Linked DNA regions of Homo sapiens: region 1 is linked to region 2. Evidence: read pairs that join two places in POLR2A ChIA-PET (ENCODE). Cell type or tissue: MCF 10A. All regions are shown on one strand.

Evidence for each region. Peaks named below come from ENCODE experiments on the same cell type or tissue, not always from the same donor. Only the 100,000 strongest peaks of a DNase experiment are listed, where the experiment ranks them.
Region 1: POLR2A ChIA-PET joins it to region 2 with 10 read pairs; 10 of 35 experiments call an interaction of 5 or more read pairs at or near these places.

Annotation. Positions count from the first base shown.
Region 1 is chr5:77,481,621-77,489,620 of GRCh38, reverse strand. WDR41 (WD repeat domain 41) reads left to right here. Exons shown (of 13, transcript NM_018268.4): 2 at 49-164. It overlaps LOC124901009 (a long non-coding RNA gene), which reads left to right and starts at 4,080. Exons shown (of 2, transcript XR_007058828.1): 1 at 4,080-4,208; 2 at 6,765-7,654. In MCF 10A, no CTCF peak of the experiment used is centred here; a DNase peak (open chromatin) is centred at 3,080.
Region 2 is chr5:77,140,624-77,148,623 of GRCh38, reverse strand. It overlaps ZBED3-AS1 (ZBED3 antisense RNA 1), which reads right to left. Exons shown (of 3, transcript NR_182763.1): 3 at 1-972. It also overlaps a transcript of PDE8B not described here and the pseudogene HMGB1P35. Among named protein-coding and RNA genes, the nearest start is that of ZBED3, 57 kb to the right of the region's middle. RefSeq lists an enhancer at 3,766-4,060. In MCF 10A, a CTCF peak has its summit at 3,919 (motif pointing left); a DNase peak (open chromatin) is centred at 3,893.

The DNA of each region.
Region 1 (8,000 bases), 340 kb before region 2:
TCTTTTTTTGTCTTTTGTTTTTTGCTTTTTTTTTTTTTTCAATACAAGAAATCTCCTTTACAGACAATAGGTGAAGAACAAACCCAGAATCCCTACACTGAACTGCTAGTACTGAAGGCTCATCATGATATTGTACGATTTCTGGTACAGTTAGATGACTACAGGTAAGAAGCTATAGTGGTCTAATTGACTATTGTTTGGGAAGAGGTTTTAGGGAATTTTATGTTAAACACCTTTAAAATTAATACATCTTTTCTAAAAATTTAAAAACTGTGATCATTAGTAACATTTAGTAGAAATTGAAATTGGCCTCTGCATCTCGATGAAATATGTATCTAGAGTCTTTTTTGCCCAAAGTCAGGGTGTCGTGTCTGGTGATTTGAGGGTTATGTTTGTTTGTTTGCATTCTCAGAAATATTCTTAATAGTTTAAAAGAAGTGTATGACTTTAAAATTTGGGTAGGAGTTATAACAGTATATTAAGGAGAACTTGTATTTGAGAAACAAATATGCTAAGTGTTTAAGTATCAGGTACCTACCAGGAATGTTTTATTTTTAGTGGAAGGTAAGTTTAATCCAAAGTTTTTGTTATTGATGAAACCACTTGAAAATGTACATTATTCTGTACTTCCTTGCTAACATGTATAATAATTATGTTTAATATATTTGCAAATAGAGGTGAAGGTGTATAGGCTTTAGGACTGTAGACTATTACTGATATGTATATATGTATATTAAGCCCATATTCAACTGTATATCTTTTATAGCATGTTTCACCATAATAATTACATAATTAGTGGTGTAATTCAATATTTTCGTCCTCTCTAAAATGTAAGCTTCATGAGAATGAGGCTATGTTTTTCTTATTCACCATGTTTTCTTAGTACCTAGTACAGTGCCTTACATGTAGCAGATAATTCATAGATGGTGGCTGAGTGAATGAATGACTCTCCAGACTACTAAGCATCCACATTGAATGCCGTCCTAATCCCCCAACCTCATTTCTGTTGTCTCTACTAGTTTTTCCACTTTCATCTCTAATTTTGTCTTTTGCCTTTGCTGTTTTTTTTCACTCCATGGATGAGTGTTACTGTAATTATTCCTAACTCTGACCACCACTTCTGCTGTCTATTAACCTTGTCTTTTCTCTGCTTTTTTTTTTTTAATTTAATTTAATTTTTAAAATAGAGACAGGGTCTCACTATGTTGCCCAGGCTGGTGGGCAACTCCTGGGCTCAAGCTGTCTTCCCACCTTGGCCTCCCAAAGTGTTGGGATTACAGGCATCAGCCACCGTGCTCAGCCTTCTCTCTGCTCTTTAAATGTTACTGATATTTAGTTGCTTTACCATGTGCAGTGCAGTTCTGACATTACCTGGACTTAGGTCAGATTCCACAGATGAAGGGCATAGTCTATACAGCACCCCTCACTGGAGACACTAGCTGCAAGCCATGTATGGGTTTGTAGGCCACTTGCATTTCCAGCTGCTGGCTACAAGTTCCTGCTGTTCCCTCAGGTCTGATAATTCACTAGAAGGACTCACAGAACTGAGGAAAGCACTATACACAGGATTACAGTTTTATTATAAAAGATACAAATTAGGACCGGCCAAATGAGAGGATGTATATAGGGCAAGGCCTAGGGGGTCCCACATGCAAAGCTTCCATGTCTCAAGACTCCTCGCCCTCTTGGAACATCAGTGTGTATCACCAATGAATGAGCACACTTGAGCTTTGGGTGTCCAGAGCTTTCATTAGTAGGCATGATTGTTTGAATCATTGGTCACATAATTGAACTCAATCTTCAGTCCCCACCCTCCCCACCGTGACTGGTAGCAGAAAGCCCAAACCTTTAAATCATGTGGTTCATTTTTCCACCTTGGCCAGCCCCTTTCCTGATGTTATCTCAGGGCCCACTGTGAGTTGTTCCTTTAGTATAAACTTAGGTGTGGTCCAAGGGACCCACCATGAATAATGAAGACATTCTTACCACTTGGAAAATTCCAAGGATTTAGAGACTCCCTTCTAGGAACCAGAGACAAAGTCCAGCAAAGTTATTAAACAGTACCATGCTTCTTAACTTTTGCTTGAAAAGATTTGTCTCATATATATTACTGGCCTGTCATCACTGTTTTCCTGTTGTGATGCAAGTCAACCAAATCATGGCATGTTAAACAATCATCTGCAGCCTTTTTTTTGGCAATGTTACTTGTTGCTATGTCCTGAGAGACACTCCATTTATTAAAGTGGTCATTTTTGTGGGGAACTAATTATTTCTGGAAAGGTAAGATTTTGGACAGCTAAAGTTTTCTTGCGCTATATTTTACCCTAGTAAGTTGCTAGATTAAAGAAAATCTGATAATTTCTTATAATCACTAATACTTGGGTGTTAAGGAATCCTAAAGTTATTTTGTCCAGGAAAGTTAAATAATAAATACACAGTATGTGATCAGGTTGTGGACTTTAAATATTTGTATAAATTGTTAAGAGATCATGTTCATTGCTGTCTTTCCTCTGTGAAATATCCTCTTGGCTATTCCTATCCCATAGTTAGAAGAGGACTCTGTAGAAGAGGCCAGCCTATAGAATAATGGTTAGTGTACAAATGCTGACATATATTTGGTTTAATTTTCCCCACAGTGGTGCTCACATATACTTTAGTTGTTTAATGATAGAGTAAATATTCTGTAAAGAGTAAAAAGCCATATGTGGGTATGTTAGTTACCTATATGCTCTGTCAGCTGTCACACCAAACTTAGTGGCTTAACACAACCCCATCTATTTAGCTCATTATTCTGCAGGATGGCAATTCGGGCTAGGCTCAGCTGGGTGAGTCTGTCTTTGCACCAGGAGCAACTGATCTTGGCTAGATTCACTTATGCCTCTGTCAGCTGGTAGATTGGCGGGGGCTGGCTGGTTCATTTCAGCTGAAGGTCTCAGCTGAAATGACTGTGGTCTCCCTCCATGTGGTTTTTCAGGTGCTTGTTCACATAATGATCATGGAGTTCTAATAGCAGCAGAAGGGCAAGCCCCAAAGTAAGACACTTTTCAAGTCTCAGCTTGCCTCGTGTTTGCTGCTGTTTCGTCAGCCAAAGCAAGTTAGGAGCTGGCACAAATTCAGTGAGTGGGTAAATAAACTTGACCTCTCATGGTAGAAGTAACTAAGTCCTATTGCTAATGGTGGTGGCAATATTGGGAGGGGGAATAATTTGTGGCCAGTTTGTGATCTACCACAGTGAGTCTAAGATAGATGAAGAAGCCTGCTTTTTGGCTTTTGTAATACAGTGATGATATGACTTCATGATTCACATTTAATTCTTTGAAAAGTCATCAAATTTACATATAATCAACTATGAAGTTTTTCGGTCATTTGCTGACCTGTAGAACTTTCAGTCTGTATGTTGTTTTTAAAAATTTAATTCTGTAGTGTACTAAAAAAGAAAAACCGAAAGAGTCATCTTCGTAAGAAGGACACAGGAAAATCTACAAAGTATAAACATTATGAACAGAATTAACCGAATGTTTTTACTCTTAATAGTTTAGAATTATCTTTACCATTGCATATGTACATTATGCATTGTCAAATTAGAGAAATACCTTTCCAGTTTTAAAATTTTATATCATTATCCTTTTTTTGTTTCTTAGTTTTTGAAGACATTACACTCTGGGTTTTTTTTGGTCAGCTGTTATAATCCAGGTTTCACGCTTCAAGTCTTTAGATAATATCATCTTATTGAAAATTTTGCAGAAGGATTTTCTTGTTTTCTCAGTGGCTCAGCTAAAATCAGTGAGTGGAAAATTTTCTCGGATTGGTTTTTGAAGATACCCAATAAATCCTGTATAACCTAACAGACAGCTGCCTTTTCTTTTCTTCTTTAGTATTTTTTGAACATGAAGTGAGGGTCGTATTGATGAGAGATCACTAAAGAAGGTTAAGCCTCAGCAAAAGTCTTCCAAAAAATGGGCTGTGCTAAAATTTCATGTAATACTCTAGCGTTTGACACATTAAACTAAACTGAGTTCATAACACATTTTAAGAAGAGTTTTCTCCGTTGCTCATTTGACCATTCCTTGCTCCTTCAGGAAACAGACAAGGTTATGTAGGATGGTGATCATGACTGGAAAGGAATCAGATGACCCATGATGAAGTGCCAGATTGGAGAACAAAATGTGCCTCTAGGATGGTTGGTGAAGCTGTACATTCACAAGAAAGTAAATAAACTCAGTATAGCTTGATAATCCACTAAAAATGAACAATATGCTCATTTTAAAGGAAATATTCTCAAGCTAAACATATTCTTTCTTATACACTAACCTTCAGAGAACAGAAATCAGTATAGTTTAGATCCTAGGATCTGGGTTCCCTGGGAAACAGATAGTCAGTATAGATCCTTCTAGTACCTGGGTTCCCTGGGAAGGAGACACTAAAATGGAGACACTAAGCATGCAATAGGTTTATAAGAGAGAAAGCCAATGAAAGGAGAAGGGAGGAAGCAGAATTGGATAAGGGGAGCTGTCTCAGACTCTGATGCAGATGTGACAAAGTTTCTGCCAGCCCAATGGGGACCGCTGGAGGAAAGGCTGCTTTTTAAGAGTTCTCTACTGGATGTAAATAACTAGGGCTTTGTACTATTGCCTTGCTTAGTTATTTGCTGAGGGTCCTTCATGAAGAACATGCACCTGGCTTCTACTATCTTGCTTAAATCCCAGTGACTAGGAGCCGATTGAGCTAGTATAACTTTGGCTTGAAGGCAGAAATGGATCCTGAAGTCAACAGCTGGAGGCAGTCAGATAACTATATTCCTCACAGCTGGGCAGTGAGTCCTGTCTTGAAAGGGGGTCTGGAAGGCAGGTATTGGCGTCTGCCACACTTCCATAGTTGTAAGTTGGTCTATTTTATTTTTAACTTGCATGAACATACTCATTGGCTATGTCTTTGGGCAGCTTTTTAAGAAACTGTAAGTATGCCATTGGTTAATAGTTATTTGATGGCTTGAAAAAGTTAATATTTTTAGAGCTATTAACGTACTTATGCCTGGAAAAAAGGGTATAACCAGAATCCTTTTTATCACAAATTCCAGCAGCTACAATATTAATAACAGACTCCATATCTGGCATTTTTTTAAAGCACTTATATCCAGTGTGACGTTGACTTTAGACAACTTTATTATAGTAAATTTTACTAAAATCTGTTAACCAAATAGCTTTTCTATTTCTAAAGGCCCCTAATCCACCATGTGTGGTGAATGTGTTGATTGAATTTCTGTTGTTTTGCATCGTGCCCTGAATCAAGCGGGGAATTTCGGCAGTGTCATCACACAGATGCGTGTGCCACCCTTGCTGCTTTTCTCCTTATTTCTAATAATTTTGTCCTTTCAGCTTGTGTTTTGGAGCTGTAGCTGAGTTTTGTTTAGTTGGATAAGATGTTGCAGGGTTTGGGAGGATGACAGGAGTGAGTGAAACGGTAATTGCTGCTTCATGCATTAGCATAGAATCAAATTTTAGGATAAGGACAGCAAGTGTCTAACAGTATTTCAGTTTCAAATTTGTCATCTTAGCAGTAAAACTCTAATTTCTAGATAAAATCAGTCTCTCTCAACTACAAAATACCCTTACTCTAGGCATTTGAAAATTATTTTCTTGAACATCTTTCAAATGTAGCTTTAAAAATCCATCTGGCAACTTGAGCATAGATACAGGAAGTAACTGCAATGAATTGCAACATATCACATATGTTTAAATCCATGTGTTCATAATGATACTTAAAAAAGAGAACTCACCTTTGGAGAATGCTGGGGAACTAACTCATTCTGTTGAAAATCGGTAAATAAAAGGGCAGAGTCAAAATCTATACTGCCTTTCTTATATAAACTGTGTCTTGGGATCAGTAATAATTGACGAGAAGAAATTTCTCTGAAGAATTCAAGCTAGGAAGAATGATAGAATTAGAATATTGTAATTTTGCAACCTCTAATGTGTAGAGGAGGAAAACACTTTTCTTCTACCTATCTTAGATTCATTGATCAGGGCTCTACAACTTAGACATACAAAAGACAGGTTAATGAGCGAAAAAGAAGTATATCAATGCATACGTTGCATACACACACACACACACACACACACACACACACACACACACACACGAGTATTCAGGTAACTCGTAGGGGTGGTTAAAACTTGGGCTTAGGCTGGGCACGGTGACTCAGCCCTGTAATCCTAACACTTTGGGAGGCTGAGATGGGAGGATTCCTTGAGCTCAGGAGTTTGAGGCTAGCGTGGGCAACATGGCAAAACCATGTCTCTATTAAAAAATACAAAAATTAGCTGGGTGTGGTGGTGCACACCTGTGGTCCAAGCTACTTGGGAGGCTGAGGTGGGAGGATCACCTTAGCTCAGGAGGTTGAGGCTGCAGTGAGCTGTGATCGGGGCCACTGACTGTAGCCTGGATGACTGAGTAAGACCCTGTCTCAAAAAAGAAAAATAAAACTTCAGCTTATATAGCATCTTAGCAGAACAAGAAATTTGTTGAGTGACAAGACAAAGGAAATGGACTTTGAGTTTCTTGGGGTGGCAAATTGTGAGAAGGCAAATATATGATGGAAACTGCTGGTAGAGAAGGGCTCATTAGTGAGGTTGGTTTGTGTAAACTCTTGGTGCCATCTCATCTGTGATAAAGGTTGTTATCCCCCTCCTGGTATGGGAGTGGGGGTGGAGGTTCCGGGGGCACTTTCCCAAGGGTGATGTGTGCTTTTTTTTTTTTTTTTTCAGGTAGATGTGGGGAGGACAGAGCTCATTCTGTGCCTGCATTTTCTCAGTTGCCTTAAGCTGAAAATAATCATTATGTCAGAGTGGCATAGTTTGGGGTTATGTGCTCTGAACCCCTTCAAATGAAATAATGAATTTAGATGGCCTAAATCATAACATATACACATACACACACAAGATAGCCAGAAATTATATTTCCGGATGGAGTATACAATCTGCCTTTGGGGTGGTCTTACCAAAAAGTCAGATATGGATCTTATTTAGTCTCTAGATTTAACTATCAATTAACAAAAAATACAGAGGACAGAGGTGCATGTTGGATAACAGCACAGGAAAAAAAACCCAGACTGTGAGAACTCGACAAGACAGGTGAATTTTTTTTTCAACAAATAAATTGCAAGGAAAAACAGATGGAGAAAAAAATCATTAGAATAAAAGAGATATTAGAGATAAATCAACCAAGTGTACTATAGAAGCCTTATTTGGATCCTTCTAACTGTTTAAAAAATTACGATCAGCTAAATTTGATCATTGACTGGGTATTTGATGACATTAAGGAAGTAAATGTTAACTTAGGTGTGATGTAAAAGAGTCCTTAGAGATGCATTCTGAAATACTGACAAAATGAAATACAGTGACTAGGATTTGCTTCAAAATAATTTACAGAGGGGTTGGACTGGGTGCAGATAAGACACTAGTGGCCATAAATTGATAATTACTAGAGACAGGCAATGAGTACATGTGGCTTTTTATTATAATGCCCTTCTCTCCACTTTTGTATATATTTAAATTCTCCGTAATGAAAAGTTAACTATCTGTATTTGAAATAGAGGAAATAAAAATGCCAATTTAAAAGGTATTTATGCCTCTGTGAAATAAAATGTTTTCTTAGATATTGCTAGTGTTCTGAGTGTTCAGTGGAGAACCACCCTTGTTTCTCTTTGAGAACAGAATTTATTGAGAATAGTTGTAGGAATCATACAGATGAACATGAACATATCAGCTTCATAAAGTAATAACCGATACAAAACTGGATTACCAGATATGGCTCTTTTTTTTTTTTTTTTTTTTTTTTGAGACGGAGTCTCGCTCTGTCGCCCAGGCTGGAGTGCAGTGGTGTGACCTTGGTTCACTCCAACCACCGCTTCCCAGGTTCAAGCGATTCTTCTGCCTCAGCCTCCCGAGTAGCTGGGACTACAGGCATGTGCCACCACACCGAGCTAATTTTTGTATTTTTAA
Region 2 (8,000 bases):
ATTAGGGAGACACAAATTAAAACCACGATAAGATATCACTACATCCCCACTAAAATAGTTATGATGTAAAAGAGAGACAATACCAAATGTTGGTGAGGATGTGGGAAAATTGAAACCATCATATATTGTTGATAAGAACGTAAAATGGCCCGTTCATGTTAGAAAACAGTTTGACAGTTTCTTTAAAAGTTAAACATACATTTACCATACAATCTAGTGATTCCACTCATAGGAACCTACCCAAGAGAAAGAAAAGCATGTCCACACAAAACTGTACATGAATGTTTACAGCAACATTATTCATTACAGTCAAAATCAGGAAACAACCCAAATTTCCATTAACTGATGAATGAATAAGCACAGTGTAATATGAGCAGATAAGAGAATACTCCACACAGCAGCCAGGGTGAACTTTTGAGATTACAAACTTGATCTGTGATATTAAGGTTAAAAGACAAATGAGACAATTGTAGCAAGTTTGTTAACAGTTTTAAAGTATTTGACTATATAAGTGTATATAATGTCTTGTCTTGGTACCTGTGTAAGTCATTTTGGAACTGATACACATTGTTGCTGACCTGCTGACTTGCTTCTTTGGTATGAAGCAGCATCTGGGCTTGCAATTTCTCTACTTCCCTGAATTCTCTTTCAGTTTTTCTGACTCCTAAGCCAGGTGTATGTGTTTAGCTCCATAATGAAGGACTCCAGCTTCTGTGGAGTCTGGCTCATATTCATGAGACAATAGCCTTTTTCTGATCTTCATTTCCTGCCTGCGGACTTCAGAGATTTGGCTGGGGTCAGATCTGCTCCCAAGCTCATGTGGCTTTTAGAACATTCAGTTTCTTGCAGGTTGTCAGACTGAGGACCTCATTTTCTTGCCGTCAGTTGGAGGCTGCCTTCAGCTCCTATGCTATATGGCCCTCTTCACATGGCAACTTGCTTTTTCAAAGACAGCAAGGGAGAGAGAATCTCCTGGAAAGATGGATTAGAACATTTTTTTACTAATAAAAAAATTGTATTTACTTAGAAGCATTCAGAATTCAGAATGTCAACAAAACAGCTGCCACTTTTTTTTTTGCAATTACAGAGTGGTATTCAGTTAACAAAACAACAATTATTTCATATAAGCTGCATCAGAGACAAGTGAAAATAAAAAATCTACCATCCCCATGTATAACTAATTTGTGCTGTGCACTAAGAAGAACCTGCTTTAAATTTCCTTGCCAGTTTACAACCCCCATACTGTATCAGGCAAGGTTAGTGCCCATTGAAAATACACCAGGACAGGGCTATCTAAAGCCACATTCAGTAGTGTGTTAACTATACAAAAAAGACACTGTGCAGTTTAAAAACAAATGTTACACAGCCTTACATCTCAATGTCTTTCTTTAAAAGGAGTTGTAAACAGGGGGTTTAAATGCTTTCTAGACAAGAAAAAAAACTGTGCTAGAACCAACTTACTCATTATCATCATCATCATCATCTTCATCTTCCTCTTCTTCCTTTTTTTGCTTTTTTTAGCCGTGACAACTCCCTTTTTTGCTGCATCAGGCTTTCCTTTAGCTCAGTATGAGGCAATATCCTTTTCATATTTTTCCTTCAGCTTCACAGCCTTCTTTTCATAAGGCTGCTTATCATCTGAGGCAGTGCCCTTCCACATCTCTTCCAATTTCTTTACAACTCACCAATGGATAGGCCAGGATGTTCTCCTTTGATTTTCGGGCAATACTCAGAACAGAACAAGAAAACAGCCAAAGAATGCCTCTTGGGTGCATTGGGATCCTTGAACTACTTTTTCGTCCTAAAGGGGATCTTTAGGAGGGATATAGGTTTTCATCTGTCTTTCATAACGAGCCTTGTTCGCCTTTGCCATGTCTTCAAATTTCCCTTTCTCTTTAGCAGACATGGTCTTGCACCTCTCTGAGCACTTCCTAGAAAACTGAGAAGTTGACTGAACCATCTGGGTGCTTCTTCTTATGCGCCTCCTGACAAGTTTGCCAAAGAATGCATATAATAACACCTTGCCTCTCAGGTTCCATGGATCTCTTTTGCCCATGTTTAGTTATTTTTCCTCAGTGAGGCACAGAGCTTTCCAGTACCCACCTGGCTCTCACTTGCCCCCGTGCTCTCTCTATGCAGCTCAATGTACTCAGAATCTTATATAATATAATCATGTAAACATAATCACATATATCTCATCATTTTTTGCCAAATTCTACTAGTTAGAAGCAAATCACAGGTTCCATCCACACTCATGGCGAGATCCCACAAGGGTGAAACCAGGAGGTGGGGATTGTGGGAGCTACCCTAGCATCTGTCCTCAGTTCACCCTTTTGGCCTCCAATGATTTGTGTCCCTCTCACACACAAAATACATTTACTATTTCCCAAGGTCCCTGAGAACCTCATATCATTACAGCATCTGCTTGAAGTCCAGCATCTCATCATTTAAATCAGGTCCAGGTATGCATGAGGCTCCTTGAGCGTAGTTCCTCTCAATCTATAAAACTAAAGACAAATCGTCTTGCTCCTAATGCACAATGAAGGAATGAATATAGTAAAATAGTTATAGACATTTCTAGTTAAAAAGAGAAGGAGAGGTGGGCAATGGAAGATAAAAAGGAGTTACAGTCCAAAGCAGTTTTAAAACCCAGCCTAGCAAACTTCAGTCAGAATTCTTTGATTAGATTTCAAGGGCTGGGAATAATTCACCATAGCTCTTGGTTCCACCCTCTGAGTCATCTTTCCTTTTTTCATGAAAAGTAGCACATGTTTGCAGCTGAGTAGTTTTATCATTCTGCTTCCTGCCAGTAGAATTTTGGAGATCTAACAGCCTCCTTTCATTTTGTACTCTTTCCGTCCCTTTCAGTTTAAGTTGGCAGTGTTTTTGCTGAAATACTTTTCTTAAATACTTTGTGGGTCTCCAGTAAATTTCCCTTTACATAAAGGCCACATCCAAGGTTCTTTTTGAGCTAGGCCCCCTTCTACCTTGAGTTCCTGCTGAGATGGTTGAAAGATAACTCAATTAAGCTTCCAAAAGGTCCTATTATTTGAGAGGTTCTGTGAGATACACCATTAATCTCTGGAGAGGGCCCTTTGTATGACTGAATACTACTCTGATCCCTTAATCTTCCTGAGATTTTAACAAAAGCTTGTACAATCACTACTTAGCTTTTTCTCTAGGCCAGGACTTATCTCTATGCCACAAGCTCAAAAGTGATTTCTTAATTTTAACATCTTTTGCCATCTGGAGAGACTGAGAATTTTCAGAATCATCTTTGATTCCTTTTTGTTTAACAGTTCTTCCCTCGATTTATCACTCTCCTCTTGCATTTTACTATAAGCACCAAGAAGAAACCAGGTGGTACCTTCAACACTTTGCTTGGAAATCTTTTTAGCTATATTTCATCACTTTGTATATGTATCATTGTGATGATTCATTTGTGTGTTTCTGCTTTTAAGGCATTTGTAGCATTTAAAAGACTTAGATATAGGATATTTGTGATTTTAGAAGTATATATATATTATACACTATATATTACATATATTTAGGATAATCAATTAGTTTATAAACTAATATTTAGATATTTGGAAAATGTCACATTTGTTAAATGCATAAGTTTTCATTTTTAGTCGTTTAGGGAGTATTTGAATTTTTAGGAGAATACTGTTTATTAAATAATTAATAAAGATGTAAGCAGACTACAAATAGCAGTGATTGTGCCTCTCTACACACAGAGGCCTCTCAGACATTGAAGAATTTAATCAGATGTAAACATTCCAGAAAGATTCATGGGGGTGATATTGAAATCAGGGGAACTTAGAACCTGAGAGCCAGGCCTGGCTATCAGTTGCTGCTTCGGTGAAGAGAATGGACGGCGGCCTTGCAACGCTGCTGCCCTGACTCCCTCTAGTGGTTCGGTCTGCAAAGACTGCCTTTCCTGATCACCAAGAGAAAAAATCTTTTGCTAGGTCATCTCTCTCCAAAAAGTTTCATTTGCTTGGTGAGACAAAAAAAAAAAGCTCAAAAATTCTTCCTCCAACATTTTTATATATATCTAGTCTTCATACAAACATTTCCTATATAACCAAGTATCACCACCTACTTTGAACATCTTTAATGATTATAAAATGCTTCCTTCTTTTCAGCGGACACCGTCCCTATGACTCGTACTCATTGGTCCTGTATTTACCGTTTGGAGCCACGCAATTTTCACTGCTCTTCCACCTGACAGCACTTCAAATCTTTGAAAACTTTGAAAACAGCTTCTTGTCCCCGCTGCAACTTATCTTCTTCAGGCCAACACACGTTGTTCATTCAACTGCTCCTTCTTTGACCCAGTTTCCAGATTCTTCTGTCCCCATTGCTCCCCTCTGGAGGCACTCCAATTTCTCAACAGCCCCTGGAGACATCCTGACTGCCAAGACCTGGACCCAGTGCCTGAGATGTGGTCCTACTGCCCCACAGAGCAGTGGGGCTGACACTACCCTCCTCCTGGACACTTCTCTTGTGAATCCATGCTCTTTTGAGCAGATTTACAAAATAATGGACCAAAGGCTGAGATTTCTCATGTCTGGATTCTTCTCGTATGAGGCAACTTCACGTTTGCTTTACCCTCCATGTAGCCAGGAAACATTTTCTGTTCTTGGACCGAACTTAGTTTCCCAAATACTGATGTATGCAAACAACTTCAAGCAGACCAGGGCTGTGTGAACTTGGACTGCCACTGATCAGAGCGCTAAAAAAAAAAAAAAAAAAAAAAAATCCCTCAAGAAGGACCACTCCCTTATGAGATTGAGGCTTGGGAGCTTGAGAATGCACCTCTCATCTTCAAGCTGGGGACATCTGACTAGCCTAAATCCCCTCTGCTGCTGTTTAAACTCATTTCCTCTAATATTGCCCTCTGTGGACAAGAAGAAAAAAGACTTGATGTCAATAATGTAACATCGTTTTATAGTTTGAAGACTGATACACCTCTCTCCTCTGAATGAATGTAGACATTTCCCTAAAGGGCTATTTTTCAAAACCTTTCATCAGTTACTTTGTCTCCCCTGGCTCCTTTCCAATTTCTCCATAACATCTTCCACTTATGGGCCCCAAGACTGAACAGTATGTTTTAATGACTGATATTGGCTATAGATTAAGAATTATATCTGTGAAAATATTTCCATTATAACATAGCTCATTGTTACAAAGATCTACACATGTAAGAAATCCCTGGCGTATAACAGGTTACATTTCAAAACTTTCTTTGTAGATCAATTATTTGGTATTTGGGCACATTTTTCCATAAAAACAATGTTATATCTTGTATTTGGACTCTGAGCCTAGCAAACAAGAGCCAGTTTAATCCACAGAGCAATAATGATATCAGGTTGAATTTCAAGAACAGGAGTTCTCCGATGTTGAGAATAGAAGACGCAAGATGATGGGAATCTCTTCCTCCAGTTTCTCATCAGGGAGCCGCACATAGGGAACATTAGGAAAGGGATGGCTATTAACTTTGGGTGTCTTCTCACATTCTTTTCTGGCCCTCCCCACCTCCTTGGGTTCTGGTTCCCGATATCCTAGGGTTCCCCGAAGTCTCCTAGGGTGCTGCCTCACTCAGATCTTCCCACAGTCCCCAACTCTCCATGCCTCAATACATCTTAGCTCCTCTCTCTTATGATCCAAACACACATTTCCTTAATGAAGCTAAGTTTGGGAGAGGGTTAGGATGACAAGCTTTCCTTGAACCAGCTGCCATTGAGTAAATTCTGAGCAAAGCGTCTGTTTTTAAATGAGTAGCTTACTTATCCAAAAGACTCTCATCTGTGCAGTTTCAGGCACTGCCACAAAATTAAAAAAAAAAAAAGATTACATGAAGGGAATAATTTGGGGAATGTGGAAGCCATTATAATAAGTGTGCTTATTCTTCCTGCTTGGGAATCTATCCCAAATGGTACCTGCTTTCCACAGATTCCCTCCTTTCCCCCTTTCTGAATCACAGATTATATGCCCCAGATTGTTTTCAGCAGTTCCAAGATTTTTAAAATTGTTTTTATCTTGAGAAATTACTGAATTAAGGCAGATAGACAACCCCCTGCCACCAGAAGAGTACATACTGTAGGATGCCATTTATATAAAACTAATCTATAGTGATAGAAAACAAATTGTTTAAGCAAAAAATGGATTACAAAAGGGCCTGAGAAAACTGTGGGAGGAAACAAATGTTGATTGTGGTAAAGATTCCATGGGTACGTACACTTGTCAAAACTTATCACATTGTGTACTTTAAATAAGTGCAGTTTAGTGTACATCAATTATACTCAATAAAGTTGTAAAAAAGAGAAATGCAACCAATATGCAAAAAGACTAATTGGCATTTATTAACAGCTCATATTTGCCTCAAGGATTGTTTATAAAAAATGAACTAAATAAAACAGATAAAAGTGACATCCCCAGACACAGTTCCAGTTCTTTACTGCAACCTCCAGAAGCAAGTAGCATGAATTTAGTGTATATCCAAATCAGTCCACTGGTAATAATTTTACATACATATATAGTCTTAATATAATGTATTATTTCTGTGTTTTTAAAATTTATATCAATGACATGCACATTTTATTCCATGAATCTCTTTTCTTTACATTATGTTACGTGTTGGTATTATATAGATACTTTATACATGGATATATTATGTTATATATGGGAACAATCCATTCCTTCTAATGGCCATTATAACAATTCATATCCTAATAGAATATTATGGTAATTCATATCAAAATAGAACGTGAATATGTTACATTTTATTTATAAATTCTCTCTTTGATAGGCATTTCAGTTGTTTCTAAGGTTTCATAATTATAAGCAATATTGCAATAAGCTAAGGTTTTCAAAACAAATGTCATGGTATTGGCGGTAGGAGTTACTGGGTAGTAGCCACCTGGTAGGTATATAGATAGGTCTTCTATGAGTCAGATATTGGTAAAGTAGAATGTCCTGTTTCAAGGATCCATGGACTGCACAAAAATAGCCAAAGTTGAATAAGACCCTGTCTTTAAATTCCAGAACAACAAAGTGGTGCTATTATGTATCCTGCAGAGTTGGAGATGATTCAGAGGACAATTCCAATGCCCCATAGAGTTTAAATCTGACTTGGATACAGTTGAGATTCAAAGCAGATGACCTCCCACAAAGCAGGTGGGTTAGATGCCTTTAGCAATAGGCCAAAGCAACTCAACTCTATCTGTTGCTGTTTAAAGCCTTCTTGAAGGTCGTTAATGTTAAATGAGCACCAGAAAATGTATATTCATTGCTTCTAGGTTACTATGTTTGATACATATGTATTAAATCTACCTTGTTTATAGTATTAGATCCCTCTTTTGTGCTTAATTTTTACTCTCTTGATTTGGTAAAGGTTCAAGGTAGCATGTTAAAGCATCCCATTGCTATTATGTTTCTAACAATTTTTCTAAAAACAAACATATACCAATTCCCAAAATTTATAGCTTTGTTATAATTTTAGAATATTGAAAGGTAAAATTCATATCTCAAAAGTATAGAGAAGAGAACTTCTAGCAATATAGTGGACTGAGATTATATAGAAGAATTCCCTCTTCAGTTACTGTTACAGGGAAACACAGAGAAAATTTTTTTATATATCTATATATACACATGTATATGAGTACAAATATGTACACACACACATACATGTATGTGTATATATACGTACATGTGTATGTATATATACGGTGGATGTACCTGACAGCAATAACTTAAGCATACTCTGTACAGCAGCCTGTATGGCAAACACATCTGACAGCAATAACTTAGCCTAGGAAATGGGGGTTGCCATGTGGATGTTGCTGGAGAGAGGGTGCTGAGTGAAGGTGCTGTATAAACTGCAGGCTTTTGGAAAGCAGTTGTGGTTCTCTTATCCAGCCCACTGCCACTAGTCCATCCCTGTACATAAGTTCCCCCAAATCAAATCTTATGTCTCATTTGCTGGCTCCAGGTCT